2 separate regions of the Homo sapiens genome follow, and region 2 is linked to region 1. A link is an interaction called in ENCODE POLR2A ChIA-PET data of the cell type or tissue named here. Cell type or tissue: PC-9. All regions are shown on one strand.

The links. ChIA-PET counts read pairs that join two places held together with the same protein. Peaks named below come from ENCODE experiments on the same cell type or tissue, not always from the same donor. Only the 100,000 strongest peaks of a DNase experiment are listed, where the experiment ranks them.
Region 2: POLR2A ChIA-PET joins it to region 1 with 11 read pairs; 3 of 35 experiments call an interaction of 5 or more read pairs at or near these places.

What each region holds. Positions count from the first base shown.
Region 1 is chr19:13,783,050-13,791,049 of GRCh38, forward strand. No RefSeq gene overlaps it. Among named protein-coding and RNA genes, the nearest start is that of ZSWIM4, 8.4 kb to the right of the region's middle. RefSeq lists enhancers at 2,810-3,771, 4,836-5,125. In PC-9, CTCF peaks have their summits at 2,032 (motif pointing right) and 2,240; DNase peaks (open chromatin) are centred at 2,132, 4,812 and 5,052; H3K4me3 peaks cover 506 bases; H3K27ac peaks cover 2,632 bases.
Region 2 is chr19:14,504,865-14,512,864 of GRCh38, forward strand. No RefSeq gene overlaps it. Among named protein-coding and RNA genes, the nearest start is that of DNAJB1, 9.5 kb to the right of the region's middle. In PC-9, CTCF peaks have their summits at 755, 961 and 6,319; DNase peaks (open chromatin) are centred at 1,247, 3,047, 5,767, 6,097 and 2 weaker places; H3K4me3 peaks cover 3,907 bases; H3K27ac peaks cover 8,000 bases.

The DNA.
Region 1 (8,000 bases):
AAAAATTGGCCGGCATCGTGGCACACACCTATAATCCCAGCTACTCAGGAGGCTGAGGCAGGAGAATCGCTTGAACCCAGGAGGCAGAGGTTGCAGTGAGCTGAGATCATGCTACTGCACTCCACCTGGGCGGCAGAGCAAGACTCTGTCTCAAAAACACAAAACAAAACAAACCTGACATTCCAGTGACAACAGAAAAAAGAGACAACACCAAGTTTGTATCCCCTTCCCATCCAGGCCACAGTCCTCCCTGCCTTTGTGCCCACAGTTCCTTCCCCCGAGACATCACCTCAGAGAAGCCTTCTTTGTCCCCTGCCCCCAGAAGTGGCCTGTTTGATTGTCTTCTTAGCCAGGGTCACTTTCTGTTACTTTCCTCTGTTTCTACTTTGCTTCTCAAGGACCCCGACTCTGTTCGGGGCTGTGTCTCAAGCAACTAGAACAGCTCACAATAGGCACTCGATGAGCAGGTGTTTATTGAAGGAACGGTTCCTTCTAAAACCTTTTGTTTCAGTGAATGAGTTATGATTATTCAATGGTTCATTCAGCCCCTTAGCTATAAACAATACACCCTTCCTAAACAATACACCCTCTCCGGAGTACCTGATTCATATCATTGTCTTTGAACTATTTTACAACTCTGTAAGTTGTGAAAATTGATAGCAATACAAAATAGTTCTTATCTACAGACATGCAAATGTCATATCCTGTCCAGCCTAGAGGTTCAGTTGACAACGCTTATTCCCCTGTGGAAAACCGAATTTGCCTACATTCACACCTTTGCTTCAACAGCTTGATTTCTAAAGTGTCTTTTTCAAGGTCAGGCACCCTGGCTCACACCTGCAGTCCCAGCACTTTGTGTGTGTCTGTGTGTGGTTTTTGTTAATGATGATGATGTTTTTTAGATCGTCTCCCTCTGTCACCCAGGCTGGAGTGCAATGGCATGATCTCAGCTCAGGGCAACCTCCGCCTCCTGGGTTCAAGAGATTTTCCTGCCCCAGCCTCCCGAGTAGCTAGGACTACAGGCGCGCGCCACCACACCCGCCTAATTTTTGTATTTTTAGTAGAGATGGGGATTCACCATGTTGCCCAGACTGGTCTCGAACTCCTGACCTCAAGTGATCCGCCTACCTTGGCTTCCCAAAGTGTGGGATTACAGGTGTGAGCCACTGCGCCCAGCCTAATCCCAGCACTTTGGGAGGCGGAGGTGGGCAGATTGCTCGAGGCCAGGAGTTCAAGACCAGCCTGGGCAACATAGCAAGACCCTATCTCTGCAAAACATTTTTAAAAATTAGCTGGGTGTGGTGGGGCATGCCTGGAGTCCCAGCTACTCCAGAGACTGAACTGGGAGGGTCACTTGAGCACGGGAGGTTGGGGCTGCAATGAGCCCAAATCGCACCACTGCACTCCAGCTTGGGCGATGCAGCAAGGCCCCATCTCAAAAACAAAAGTGTCTTTTTCAGACTCTCTTGAACATAACATCTGCCTGTTTCCCACATCAGTGAAATTAAGAGAAAAACAAGGCTAGGTGTGGTGGCTCACATCTGTAATCCCAGCACTTTGGGAGGCCAAGGCAGGCAGATCACCTGAGGTTAGGAGTTCGAGACCAACCTGGCCAACATGGTGAAACCCCGTCTCTACTAAAAATAAATAGATTAGCCGGGCGTGGTGGCAGGCACCTATAGTCCCAGCTACTCATGAGGCTGAGGCAGAAGAATCGCTTGAACCCGGGAAACGAAAGTTGCAGTAAGCCAAGATCGTGCCATTGCACTCCAGCCTGGGCAACAGAGCAAGCTCTGTCTCAAAAAAAAAAAGAAAGAAAAAAAGAAGAGACAAAAAAACACAAAAAAGAAACAAAAAAAATTTCTGACCTGGCGAACAGGAAGAAAAAAACATTTTAGCACCCATTCATCTTTATATGTTAAGGGAGTGGTGATTTTGCCACCTTCAAAAAATTAGCTTCCGGTCTTTCTATCTGGAATCAGAAAGGCAAGGGCCAGGACGGGGTGGGCTCTGGGCCAGGACGGGGTGGGCTCTGGGTGCCATCTGGCACCGGAGTTGGACACCAGGAGGCGCCTCTAACCGGGGTTAAATCCACCCGCAGGCTGGTGGCGTCTCGACCAGCCCAGGAATCCTGCATTCTGGCTCCCTTTGTGCCTCTGACGCCAGCCCCTTCGAGGAGCACCCCAGGGGCAAGGAAGGGCTTTCAGGCACTGCAGGTATGGGGTCTGGAATGTGCACTCACCCATTCCCCCTTCACCTCTCCCCTCAGGGCTCCCCAAACAGCCTCATTTTCCCCTTCACTTTCCTGGGTGACTTTCCCCTCCTGCACTCCCCCAAGCCCTGATTAGTGCTGGAGCCAGGAGCCCCAGACTCCGGAAGAACCCACACCTTGAGTTCTTTGCCAGGTTCTGCCACTTTTTGACTGTGTGACCGTCAAGTCCCTTCACCTTTCTGAGTCTCAGCCTGGGGCCGTGGCTCATGCCTGTAATCTCAGCACTTTGGGAGGCTGAGGCCAGCAGATCACTTGAGGTCAGGAGTTCAACACCAGCCTGGCCAACATGAAGAAACCTCGTCTCTACCAAAAGTACAAAAATTAGCCGGGTGTGGTGGTGCGCGCCTGTAATCCCAGCTACTCGGGAGGCTGAGGCAGGAGAATCGCTTGAACCCGGGAGGCGGAGGTTGTAGTGAGCCGAGATCACGTCACTGCACCCCACCCCAGCCTGGGCGACTGAGTGAGACTCTGTCTCAAAAAACAAAACAAAACAAAACAAAACAAAACGGGAGGCTGAGACAGGAGAATCACTTGAACCTGGGAGGTGAAGGTTGTAGTGAGCTGAGATCATGTCACTGCACCCCACCCCAGCCTGGGCAACTGAGACTCTGTCTCAAAAAAAAAAAAAATTAAAACCTTTCTGAGCCTCAGTTTCTCTGTCTGTTACATTGGGATCCCCACTCCCCCTCAGTGTGAGTTCAGGAGCCTAAGAATAAGGGACATACCAATTTTTTTTTTTTTTTTTTTTTTTGAGATGGAGTCTCGCTCTGTCGCCCAGACTGGAGTGCAGTGGTGCGATCTCGACTCACTGCAAGCTCCGCCTCCCGGTTCACACCATTCTCCTGCCTCAGCCTCCGGAGTGGCTGGGACTGCAGGCACCCGCCACCATGCCCGGCTAATTTTTTGTGTTTTTTAGTAGAGACGGGGTTTCACCGTGTTAGCCAGGACGGTCTCAACTCCTGACCTCATGATCCGCCCGCCTCGGCCTCCCAAAGTGCTGGGATTACGGGCGTGAGCCACCGCGCCTGGCGGGACATACCAATGTGACTAGGAGCTGCGCTTGTGTGCTGGGGGCAGAGCAGTGGGAACCCAAGTCCTGCCATCCCCCGTCCTCTCTGTCCCTCCCTAGCTCCCCTCTCCCAGGGACAGAGGCGTCATTAAATGTGGCTTTTCCTGACAGTTATTGGCCGGGCGCTGTGGCTCACGCCTATAATCCCAGCACTTTGGGAGGCCGAGGCAGGTGGATCACCTGAGGTCAGGAATTCAAGACCAGCCTGGCCAATATGGCGAAACCCCATCTCTACTAAAAATACAAAAATTAGCCAGGCGTGGTGGCGGGCGCCTGTAGTCCCAGCTACTCGGGGGGCTGAGGCAGGAGAATCGCTTGAACCTGGGAGGCAAAGGTTGTAGTGAGCCGAGATCACGTCACTGCACCCCACCCCAGCCTGGGCGACTGAGTGAGACTCTGTCTCAAAAAAAAAAAAAAATTAAAGCCTTTCTGAGCCTCAGTTTCTCTGTCTGTTACATTGGGATCCCCACTCCCTCTCAGTGTGAATTCAGGAGCCTAAGGATAAGGGACATACCAATTTCTTTCTTTTTTTTTTTTTTTGAGACGGAGTCTTGCTCTGTCACCCAGGCTGGAGTGCAGTGGCGCGATCTCGACTCACTGCAAGCTCCGCCTCCCGGGTTCACACCATTCTTCTGCCTCAGCCTCCCGAGTAGCTGGGACCACAGGCGCCCGCCACCATGCCCAGCTAATTTTGTCTTTTTTAGTAGAGACGGGGTTTCACCATGTTAGCCAGGATGGTCTCGATCTCCTGACCTCGTGATCCGCCCGCCTTGGCTGGCGGCGGGGATTACAGTGCTGGCGGCGGGGATTACAGTGCTGGGATTACAGGCGTGTAATCCCATTACAGGGAGGCTGAGGCAGGAGAATCCAGCTTGAACCCAGGAGGTTCAAGCTGCTTGAACTCCTGCTTGAACCCAGGAGGCAGAGGTTGCAGTGAGTCAAGATCCGCCACTGCACTCCAGCCTGGGCAACAGAGCAAGCGAGACTCCGTCTCAAAAAAAAAATACTTTGGGAGGCTGAGGCGAGCGGATCACCTGAGGTTAGGAGTTTGAGACCTGCCTGACCAACATGGAGAAACCCTGCCTCTACTAAAAATACAAAATAAGCCTGGCGTGGTGGCACATGCCTGTAATCCCAGCCACTCAGGAGGCTGAGGCAGGAGAATCACTTGAACCCAGGAGGTGGAGGTTTCGGTGAGCCAACATCGCGCCATTGCACTCCAGCCTGGCCTGGGCAACAAGAGCGAAACTCCGTCTCAAAAAAAAACAACAACAAAAAAAAAAAACAAAAAAACACAGTTATTCTTGCCTAAGCCTTTCTCTCCTGCCTCCACCTTCCCCCGCCTCGACCTGGCACGACCACTTCTCCTGGCAGGGCCCTGACACTTTGCCCATGAACTTCTGTTTCAAAAAGAAAGAAAAGAAATGCAAGAAGGAAATCTTGCCAGCTGCGCATGCCGGAGGGGCTGCGTCGTCGCGACCAGGAAGCAAGCGAAGCCTACCCAGCTGGTTTCCTGCCTGAGTCAACGGTGGCTGGGGGTGCTGCAGGGGGCTGGCAGAAGGGAGGGACCCTCAGAAAGCTAGGGTGGAGATATCCACGAGCTGGGGGTCCTTGTCTCCACCTTCATCTGAGCCCCCAGGGTAGCCCCATCTTCCACGGGTTGAGAGCACACGTGGTTTGGGGTCAGGAGCTGTACATGCCTAGACAGTGAGCTCACGCTGGGCGCGGGCAGGATCAATCTGGCTTCCATTTCCCCAAAGCCCAAGCTTGCTGGCTTTACTGAGAAGGAAGGACGCAGGTGGTTGGAACTACCCCCATCAAACTCCTTTTTTTCCTCTTTTTTTTTTTTTTTTTTTTTTTTGAGACAAGAGTCTTGCTATATTGTCCAGGCTGGTCTTGAACTCCGAGGCATAAGCGATCCTACCTCCTCTGCCTTTCAAGTAGATGGGACTGGCTGGGCACAGCCCCTCACACCTGTAATCCCAGCACTTTGGGAAGCCAAGGTGGAAGGATCGATCGCTTGAGCCCAGGAGCTCAAGATCAGCCTGGCCAACATAGTGAGACCCCATCTCTTTTAAAAAAATTGTTTTAAAAAATTAGCCAGGCATAGTGCTACACGCCTGCAGTCTCAGCTACTCACGAGGCTGAGGCAGGTGGACCACTTGAGCCCGGGAGGTTGAAGCTGCAGCAAGTCGTGATCACGCCATTGCACTTCAACCCACGCAACAGAGCAAGACCCTGTCTCAAAACAGGGTTAGCTGTTTGAAGGCAGGGCGTAGTGGCTCCCACCTGTAATCCCAGCACTTTGGGAGGCGGAGGAGCGTGGATGACCTGATGTCAGGAGTTCGAGACCAGCCTGGCCAACATGGTGAAACCCCATCTCTACTAAAAATACAAAAATTAGCCGGGTTTGCCCTGTGATCCCAGCTACTCAGGAGGCTGAGGCAGGAGAATAGCTTGAACCCGGGAGGCGGAGGCTGTAGTGAGCTGAGATCGCTCCACTGCACTCCAGCCTGAGCAACAGAGCAAGACTCTCTCTCTGTCTGTCTCTCTCTCTATATATATATGTTAGTATCTATTGTTAGAGAATTAAATAAGACATTCTCACCCTCTGATACCCCATTCTGTGTTCCTCCTAAAGTCTACCCACTGGCCTAGAGTGACTTCTCTGATTCAGCATTACAGGACGTACATTGGAGCCCTTTCAAAGCTAGACTTAGCCGACATAGCCACGTATCAGATGCTGAAGAGGGCTGCTGGGAAAAGCCAGCCCTGAGGTCCTGTTTGCAAGGGGAGCACCAGAAAGACATGCTTTTCATTTTTGTTCTGTCTTGGTTTGTTTTTTCTTGAGACGAGGTCTGGCTCTGTCGCCCAGACTGGAGTGCAGTGGCGCAATCATGGCTCACTGCAGCCTCAACCTTCTAGGCTCAAGCAATCCTCCCACCACAGCTTCCTGAGTAGCTGGGACTACAGATGCGCACCACCACACCCGGTTAATTAAAAAAAAAAAAAATTTAGGCCAGGCACAGTGGCTCACACCTGTAATCCCAGCACTTTGGGAGGCCGAGGCAGGCAGATAACCTGAGGTCAGGAGTTTGAGACCAGCCTGGCCAACATGGTGAAACCCCGTCTCTAGTAAAAATACAAAAATTTTCTGGGTATAGTGGCGCTCGTCTATAGTCCCAGTTACTCGGGAGGCTGAAACAGGAGAATTGCTTGACCCTAGGATGTGGAGCTTGCAGTGACCTGAGACTCGCCACCGCACTCCAGCCTGGGCAACAGAGCAAGACTCCATTTCAAAATAAATAAATAAACTAATAAATAAATAGGCCAGGTGCAGTGGCTCACGCCTGTAATCCCAGCACTTTGGGAGGCCGAGGTGGGTGGATCACAACGTCAGGAGTTCGAGACCAGCCTGGCTAACACGGTGAAACACCGTCTCTATTAAAAATACAAAAAAATTAGCCCGGTGTGGTGGCACATGCCTGTAAACCCAGCTACTCGGGAGGCTGAGGCAGGAGAATCACTTAAACCCGGGAGGCAGAGGTTACAGTGAGCCAAGATCGCACCACTGCACTCCAGCCTGGGCTACACAGCAAGACTCCATCTCAAAAATTAAAAAATAAATAAATAAATAAACATCAAATAAATTTTTAGAAATGGGGGAGGGGGGTCTCGCTATATTGCCCAGCCTGGTCTTGAACTCCTGGACTCAAGCAATCCTCCCACTTCAGCTTCCCCAAGTGCTGGGATTACAGGTGTGAGCCACTGCACCCGGCCATCCTTTGCTTGAACTCCTCCCTGTGTCTCCTCTGACCCCAGTTACTCACTCCCCATAAGTCTAAATCCTATGCAAGGAGATACCCCAGTAAGTCTAGGGCTCCAAAGCAGCCCCCAGTTGACTTCCACTAGTCCAGCTCCTACTGCTGGGTGACCTCAAGCAAGTGGCTCAGCCTCTCCAAGCCTCAGTTTCCTCCTCTAAGAAATGGAAGTGACAGTCCCCACTTTGCAACACTGTTTGACGGCTTATACTTCAGCGTTTATCTCCATAGCTACGGGCATTGCATGAGCACTCAACACATTATTATTATTGCTATTTCTGTTGCTATCACTGTGGCAGGCTGTGGTTTCTCAAGACGGGCACTGTCTAACAGAAATACAACTCAAGCCGGATGTGGTGGCTCACGCCTGTAATCCCAGCAATCTGGGAGGCCGAGGCGGAAGGATTGCTTGAACTCAGGAATTCAAGACCATGGGCAACACAACAAGACTTCCTCTCTATCAAAATTCAAAAAAATTGGCCAGGCATGCTGGCTCACACCTGTAATCCTCACACTTTGGGAAGCAGAAGCAGGCAAATCACCTGAGGTCGGGAGTTCCAGACCAGCCTGACCAACATGGAGAAACCCCGTCTCTACTAAAAATACAAAAATTAGAAGGGCATGGTGGCGGGTGCCTGTAATCCCAGCTACTTGGGAGGCGAGGCAGGAGAATCGCTTGAACCCGGGAGGTGGAGGCTGCGGTGAGCCGAGATCACGCCATTGCACTCCAGCCTGGGCAACAAAAGCGAAACTCCGTCTCAAAAAAAAAAAAAAATTAACCAGGGATGGTGGCTCACGCCTGTAATCCCAGGACTTTGGGAGGCCAAGGCAGGTGGAT
Region 2 (8,000 bases), 720 kb after region 1:
GCCTCACCTCAAGTGATCCGCCCTCCTCAGCCCCCCAAAGTGCTGCAATTATAGGTGTGAGCCACCGTGCCCGGCCCCAAGATGTATTCTTGGGTGGGTGTGGTGGTGCGTGCCTGTGGTCCCAGCTACTTGGGAGGCTGAGGTAAGAGGATGACTTGAGTCCAGGAGGTCGAGGCTGCAGTGAGCTATGATCGCACCATTTCACTCCAGGCTGGGCAATAGAATGAGACCCTGTCTCTAATAAACAAAACAAAACAAAGCCAAAAAAAAAAAAAAATCAGCCAGGTGCGGTGGCTCATGCCTGTAATCCCAGCACTTTGGGAGGCCAAGGTGGGTGGATCGCCTGAGGTCAGGAGATTGAGACCAGCATGGCCAACATAGTGAAACCCCACCTCTCTTAAAAATACAAAAATTAGCTGGGCGTGGTGGGACATGCCTGTACTCCCAGATACTCGGGAGACTGAGGCAGGAGAATCACGTGAACCCCCGAGACCGAGGTTGCAGCAAGCCGATATTGCGCCGCTGCACTCCAGCCTGGGCGACAGAGCGAGACTCTGTCTCAAGACAAAAAAAAAAAAAAAAAAAAAAAAATCCTGGGCTACTTTCGCCCCACCTGCTCCGACCTCTCCCGGTCCAGCCAGCCCCATCACCTCCTGCCTGGTGGTGCGGTGAATGGCTTCGGTCCTGGTCCACCCGCTCTGCCCTTACCCCTACGGTCAGTTCTCCGCACAGAGGCCAGGGGGCGCCCGTGAGCACCCAAATCAGGTCACCTCCTTTCTCTACGGAGGACCTCCCCCCAGGAGGCCATGAGCCCCCAAAGAACCTGCCCCTGTGAGCCAAAGTGTTTTTTATTTTCAGGTGTCACGCCTGGCTACATTGATGTCCAGCATAATATTCCTGGGGAACGTTGGGGCCCCATGAAGGCAAACAACCCAGGTCCCAGCTCTGTCTTCCTGGTAAAAGCAAATCAGGCCTTGTCCCTCCTAACTCTCAATTTCTCTTCCAACTCAGGAATGCAGGGCCTGGCCTGTCTCATTCCTAGACACGCCCTGCCCTGCTCTCTCCTGTTCTCTCGATTCCAGTCACACCAGGCCTGTGTGTGTGTGTGTGTGTGTGTGTGGATGGCCCTGTGGGGGAGTGGTTCCCAGATCTCCAGCCTAGGGGCCTCTTCCCCGGGCCTTGGCTCCAGGAGCCCCTCCCTGCGCCCTAACAAGCTCCTGTCCCTTGGCCTGTGTGTCCAGGGCCTGCCAGGCGTCTTCCCCTCCACGCTGCGGGCTATGGGAAGTGGCTCGGTCAGTTTAATGAGTTGAATGATGCCCCACCCTAAAATATATGTCCACATTCCAGAACTGTGAATGTGACTTGACTTGGAGTAAGTGTCTTCAAAGATGTAATTCAGTGGAGGATCTCGAGATGAGATCATCCTGGATTAGGGTGGCTGGCCCCGAAATCCAATGATGGGTGTCCTTATAAGAGATGGAAAAGGAGAAGACACAAAGACACACAGAGGGGAGGGCCACGGGACGGCAGCGGCAGAGATTGGAGCGATGCAGCTACAAGCCCAAGGAGGCTAAGGATTGCTGAAACCACCAGAAGCCAGGAGAAAGCCGTCCTCACTTGTTAATGCCAGGTACAGGGGCTCATGCTTGTAATCCCAGCACTTTGGGAAGCCAACGCAGGAGAATTGCTTGAGCCCAGGAGTTTGAGGCCAGCTTGGGCAACACAGTGAGACCCTGTCTCTACAAAAAATTTAAAAATTACGCTGGCATGATGGTGCATGCCTGTGGTCTCAGCTACTTGGGAGGCTGAGATAGGAGGATCGCTTGAGCCCAAGAGATCGAGGCTACAGTAAGCCCTGATTGTGCCATTGCACTCCAGCCTGGGCAACAGAGTGAGATCCTGTCTCAAAACAAACAAGCAAGCTGGGTGCAGTGGCTCATGCCTGTCATCCCAGCACTTTGGGAGGCCGAGGCGGGCAGATCACCTGAGGTCAGGAGTTCGACACCAGCCTGGCTAATATGGTGAAACCCTATCCCTACTAAAAATACAAAATATTAGCTGGGCGTGGTGATGTGTGCCTGTAATCCCAGCTACTTGGGAGGCTGAAGCAGGAGAATCACTTGAACCTGGCAGGCGGGTGCTGCAGTGAGCTGAGATCGCGCCACTGCACTCCAGCCTGGGCGACAGAGTGAGACTCTGTCTCAACACCACCACCACCAACAACAAATTACTTGTCGTTTGAAGCCACCCAGTTTGTTGTGGCAGCCCTAGGAAACGGAAACCCACAGGTGTGTTTCCTAGGAGACTGTGAGTTTCACGAGCTCCATCCTCCCTCCCCTATGCCAGATGGCCAAGTTTTCTGCTTGGCGCATCTCCTGAGCCTAGCACTGAGGTGTCCCTCAGGAACTGTGCCCATAGACTAGTCTACAGATTGTGAAGTAGAAACAGGTCCCCCATGCCAGGCGCGGTGGCTCACGCCTGTAATCCCAGCACTTTGGGAGGCCGAGGTAAGGCAGATCACCTGAGGTCGGGAGTTCGAGACCAGCCTGGCCAACATGGTGAAACCACGTTGCTACTAAAATTACAAAAATTAGCTGGGCGTGATGGTGGGTGCCGGTAGTCGCAGCTACTCAAGAGGCTGAGGCATGAGAATTGCTTGAATCTGGGAGGTAGGTGTTGCAGTGAGCTGAGATCATGCCACTGCACCCCAGCCTGGATGACAGAGCAAGTATCGGTCTCAAAAAAAAAAAAAAAAACAAAAAGAAAAGAAAAAGAAAAAAAGAAACAGGTCCCTCAGGAAAGAGGGGCTCTCCCGGACTGAATATCTGCTTCTCCCTGGTGGGAAAGCTGAAGGAATTGGGGTATGGGGGTGGGGTCCCTGGCAAGGGTGGTGGGGACTACTAGCTGACCCGAGGGCTGGGTTATCCTTCCTCTGCACATACCATGACATGAACTATCGTAGGAAAAATGTTGCAGGTCCTCTTGTCTGAATTACTTTGTCACTTAATTACTCACTTAACAAACACTCAAAGGGTCAGTTCCGGGGCAAGCATCACTCTGGCAACTGGTGATACAGATTATTAGGATGTAGTTGGTGACCTCAAGGGAACTCACAGTTGCCACAAAGCGGGGGACATTTTTTAGTATTCTCCTGCCGTTGTCTCTCCTGCCCCACTGACAAAGAGGGAAGGTGTCTCAACTAATAATCAGGGAGTTTGAGAAATCAGCCTCTGCTTCCCCTTGGGCAAGTGTGATGTCAACAGACTATGAAAGTACTTTCAGCCAGGAGGGGTGGCTCACGCCTGTAATCCTAGCACTTTGTGAGGCTGAGGCGGGTGGATTGCCTGAGCTCAAGAGTTCGAGACCAGCCTGGGTAACATGGTGAAACCCTGTCTCTACTAAAATATAAAAAATTAGCTGGGCGTGGCAGCATGCACCTGTAATCCCAGCTACCCAGGAGGCTGAGGCAGGAGAATCGCTTGAACCTCGGGGGCAGAGGTTGCAGTGAGCCAAGATTGCGCCACTGCACTCCATCCTAGGTGACAGAGTGAGACTCCTTCTCAAAAAAAAAAAAAAAAAGAAAGAAAGTGCTCTCAGGTCTGTGGGAGAGAAGATGAGTGCATGCTCTTTAAGGCCTAGTTTTTTTGTTTTTTTTTTTTGAGACAGTGTCTTACTCTGTCGCCCAGGCTGGAGTGCAGTGGCGAGATTTCGACCTCAGGTGATCCACCCAGCTGAGCCTTCCAAAGTTCTAGGATTACAGGCGCAAGCCACCGTACCCAGCCAAGGCCTAGATTTTAATAGAGAATATAGATAGATGCTTCTTGTTTGTGTTGTGCCATTTTTAGGTGTTTTTTTTTTCTTTCTTTCTTTCTTTCTTTTTTTTTGACAGAGTGTTGCTCTGTCACCGAGGCTGGAGTGCAGTGGCACAATCTTGGCTCAGTGCAACCTCCACCTTCTAGGTCCAAGCGATTCTCCTGCTTCACCCTCCAGAGTAATTGGGATTACAGGCACCTGCCACCACGCCTGGCTAATTTTTGTATTTTTAGTAGAGACAGGGTTTCAACATGTTGTCCAGGCTGGTCTCGAACTGCTGACCTCAGGTGATCCACCCACCTCGGCCTCCCAAAGTGCTGGGATTACAGGCGTGAGCCACTGCGCCTGGCCCATTTTTAGTATTTAGTGGAAGTTTGGTGCATTGAGATTTCCTTTATTCTTTCCTTTTTTTTTTTTTTTGAGACAGAGTTTCACTCTGTCACCAAGGCTGGAGTGCAGTGGGGCAATCTCAGCTCACTGCAACCTCTGTCTCCTGGGTTCAAGCAATTCTCCTGCCTCAGCCACTGGAGTAGCTGGGGTTACAGGTGCCTGCCACCATGCCCAGCGAATTTTTGTAATTTTAGTAGAGACGGGGTTTCACTGTGCTGGCCAGGCTGGTCTGAAACTCCTGACCTCAGGTGAGCCATCCGCCTTGGCCTCCCAAAGTGCTGGGATTACAGGCATGAGCCACTGTGCCCGGCCCAGCTTGACTTTTAGATATAATGTTTCAGTTTTTAGTAGAGATGGGGTTTCACCACATTGGCCAGGCTGGTCTCGAACTCCTGACCTCAAATGATCCACCCATGGTGGTCTCCCATAGTGCTGGGATTACAGGCATGACCTGCTCCGCCTGGCCTGGGGCAGGTTTTCTGCCAAGTGCTTTAGATATATTTGCTAATGTTATTCACACTTGCTCTATTCCTGGCCTGGATAAAGCGCTTCTCAGGGATTAGCTGTCTGAGTTCTAGCTCCAGAAGAGTGAGAAAGGAGGGGCTGCGATGTTTGATTAGTCCTGTTATACATGGGAAGAAACTGAGGCTCTGAAAGGTTTTGTCATTTGTTTGAGGAAATGTGGTGAGCAGAACTTGGACTTGGCACCCCCCTACCCCAGAAGCTGGGTTCTTCATCGCTATGTTCTTTTGTTTCCTAAATGCACTAACTCACCCAGATGTCACAGCATCTCTATGAGAGCTGCACTTCTGTTTCCCGTTTCTTCTGTTTTTTTTTTTCGAGACAGAGTCTTGCTCTGTCACCCAGGCTGGTGTGCAGTGGTGGGATCTGGGCTTACTGCAGCCTCTACCTCCCAGTTTCAAGCGATTCTCCTGCCTCAGCCTCCTGAGTAGCTGGGATTACAGGCACCTGCCACCACGCCCAGCTTTGTATTTTTAGTAGAGACAGAGTTTCACCACGTTGGCCAGGCTGGTCTTGAACTCTTGACCTCAAGTGATCCATCCGCCTCGGCCTCCCAAAGAGCTGGGATTACAAGCATGAGCCACCACACCTGGCTAATGCTCAGCTAACGTTTTAGGAGGGTGGATCACCTGAGGTCAGGAGTTCGAGACCAGCCTGACCAACACGGTGAAACCCCATCTCTACTAAAAATACAAAAATTAGCTGGGTGTGGTGGCGGGTGCCTGTAATCCCAACTACTCGGAAGGCTGAGGCAGGATAATTGTTTGAACTTGGGAGGCGGAGGTTGCAGTGAGCTGAGATTGCATCATTGTACTCCAGCCTGGGTGACAGGGCAAGACTCCGTGTCAAAAAAAAAAAAAAAAAAAAGAAAGAAAAGAAAAGAAAAGAAAAGAAAAAAAACAAAAGCAAGCAATCAAACTGGGACTCAAATCCGGAAGCAAGAACGATGTGAGAGGAGTCAGGGGTCGCCAAACACTAATTTAGATCTTCACACCCAGCTGGGTGGACCTGCCAGAATAAAGGTGGGGAATAGCACAGGAATGAGGAAGCTCTTTATGTTCACAGCATCTTGTGTGAGAAAAAAAAAAAAAAAAAGCGGAGTGTACAGTATGTACTCCTTGTGTAAAAAAAGAAAAATGTATTCCCCGCAGCATCTCAGGAAAGGCGCAGGAGAGACGGGGAACATTCGTATCCAGTTCGGGGGTGTGGAATCGGATGGTAGGGTGGGAGGGAGGACTTTCACTCTCTGTATCCTTTCCAGTGTTGTATTGTGATTACACAGTCAAAAAATAAAACTGAAAATTTAGAAATTGTGTTTATGCTTATGTAAGCACAGACTCATCTCTTGGAGGAAGCACAAAAATGGTTTTTTTAAAAAAGGAAAAAAAGGCCGGGTGCAGTGACTCACGCCTGTCATCCCAGCACTTTGGGAGGCTGAGGTGGGCGGATCACTTGAGGTCAGGAGTTTGAGACTAGCCTGGGCCAACATGATGAAATCCTGTCTCCACTAAAAATACAAAAATTAGCCGGGCGTGGTGGTACGCGCCTGTAATCCCAGCTACTAGGGAAGCTGAGCCAGGAGGGTCGTTTGAGCCTGGGAGGCAGAGGTTGCAGTGAGCCGAGATTGCACCACTGCACTCCAGCCTTGGCGACAGACCGAGACTCTGTCTCAAAAATGAGAAAAGGAAAAAAAAAAAAAAAAATCTGTGATGCCAATGCCAGTGTCTATAGTGGTGCAGTAGGATGGGGAACTTCAGGGCCAGGGGAAGGATGGGAGGACTCGGCTTTTCACCATAGGCCAAATGGACCTATTGAGTGCTGTTCTATGATTATAAAAAAAAAACACTGCTGGTATTGTAATGCAGGTGGGTCAAAGAATGAGTCAGTTGCACACGTCCTGTCATGGAAGGAGCTCTGAGACCTGATCAGAGATGCAGCATGGAAAAGTGAAATAAATCCATTAAAGAAAGCCCAAGGCTGAGCCTATAATCCCAGAGCTTTGGGAGGCCAAGGTGGGAGAATCGCTTGGGGCCAGAGCAACATATCAAGATATCAAGATATCGGCCAGCGCAGGTTCACGCCTGTCATCCCAGCACTTTGGGAGGCCGAGGCAGGTGGATCACTTGAGGTCAGGAGTTCAAGACCAGCCTGGCCAACATGGTGAAACCCAGTCTCTACTAAAAATAAAAAATTAACCAGGCATGGTAGCACACGCCTGTAATCCCAGTTACTCGGGAGGCTGAGGCAGGAGAATCGCTTGAACCCAGGAGGCAGAGGTTGCAGTGAGCCGAGATTGCGCCACTGCACTCCAGCATGGGCAAAAGAGCAAGATTCCGTCTCAGGAAAAAAAATTAAAAAAAAAAAAAAAAAAAAAGGAAGGTAGAAGTGGCTCACGCCTGTAATCCCAGCACTTTGGGAGGCCAAAGCAGGCACATCACGAGGTCAAGAGATCAAGACCATCCCGACCAACATGATGAAACCCCATCTCTAGTAAAAATACAAAAATTAGCTGGGCGTGATGTCATGTGCCTGTAGTCCCAGCTACTCAGGAGGCTGAGACAGGAGAATCACTTGAACCCGGGAAGTGGAGGTTGTAGTGAGCCAAGATTGCACCACTGCACTCCAGCCTAGGCAACAGAGCAAGACTCCATCCCCCTCCCCGCAAAAAAGTTAACATATCAACAAATCATCTCTACAAAAATTAGACAAATTGGCTGGTTGTGGTGTGGAGTGCCTGTGGTCCTAGCTACTCAAGAGGTTGAGAGGCGGGAGGATTGCTTGAGCCCAGGAGTTTGAGGCTGCAGTGAGCTATGATCCTACCACTGCACTCCAGCCTGGACAACAGAGTGAAATCCTGTCTTCAAAAAAAGAAATTAAAAAAAAAATCCTGAGTGCGGTGGCTCACACCTGTAATCCCAGCACTTTGTGAGGCCGAGGGGGCGCCGATCACTTGAGGTCAGGAGTTTGAGGCCAGCCTGGCCAACATGGTGAAACCCCATCTCTATACTAAGAATACAAAAATTAGCCTGGCGTGGTGGCGCACGCCTGTAATCTCAGCTACTTGGAAGGCTGAGAATTGCTTGAACCTGGAAGGTGGAGATCGCAGTGAGCCGAGATTGCACCACCGCGCTCCAGCTTGGATAGAGCGAGACTCTGTCTGAAAAAAAAAAAAAAAAAAAACAAGCCCAAGACTTTGGGAAAAGTTTGCATGTGGGTGCACCAGATATCCGGCCAAGATAGACAAGCCAAGTAGTGGCCTTTGAGCAAAAAAATGC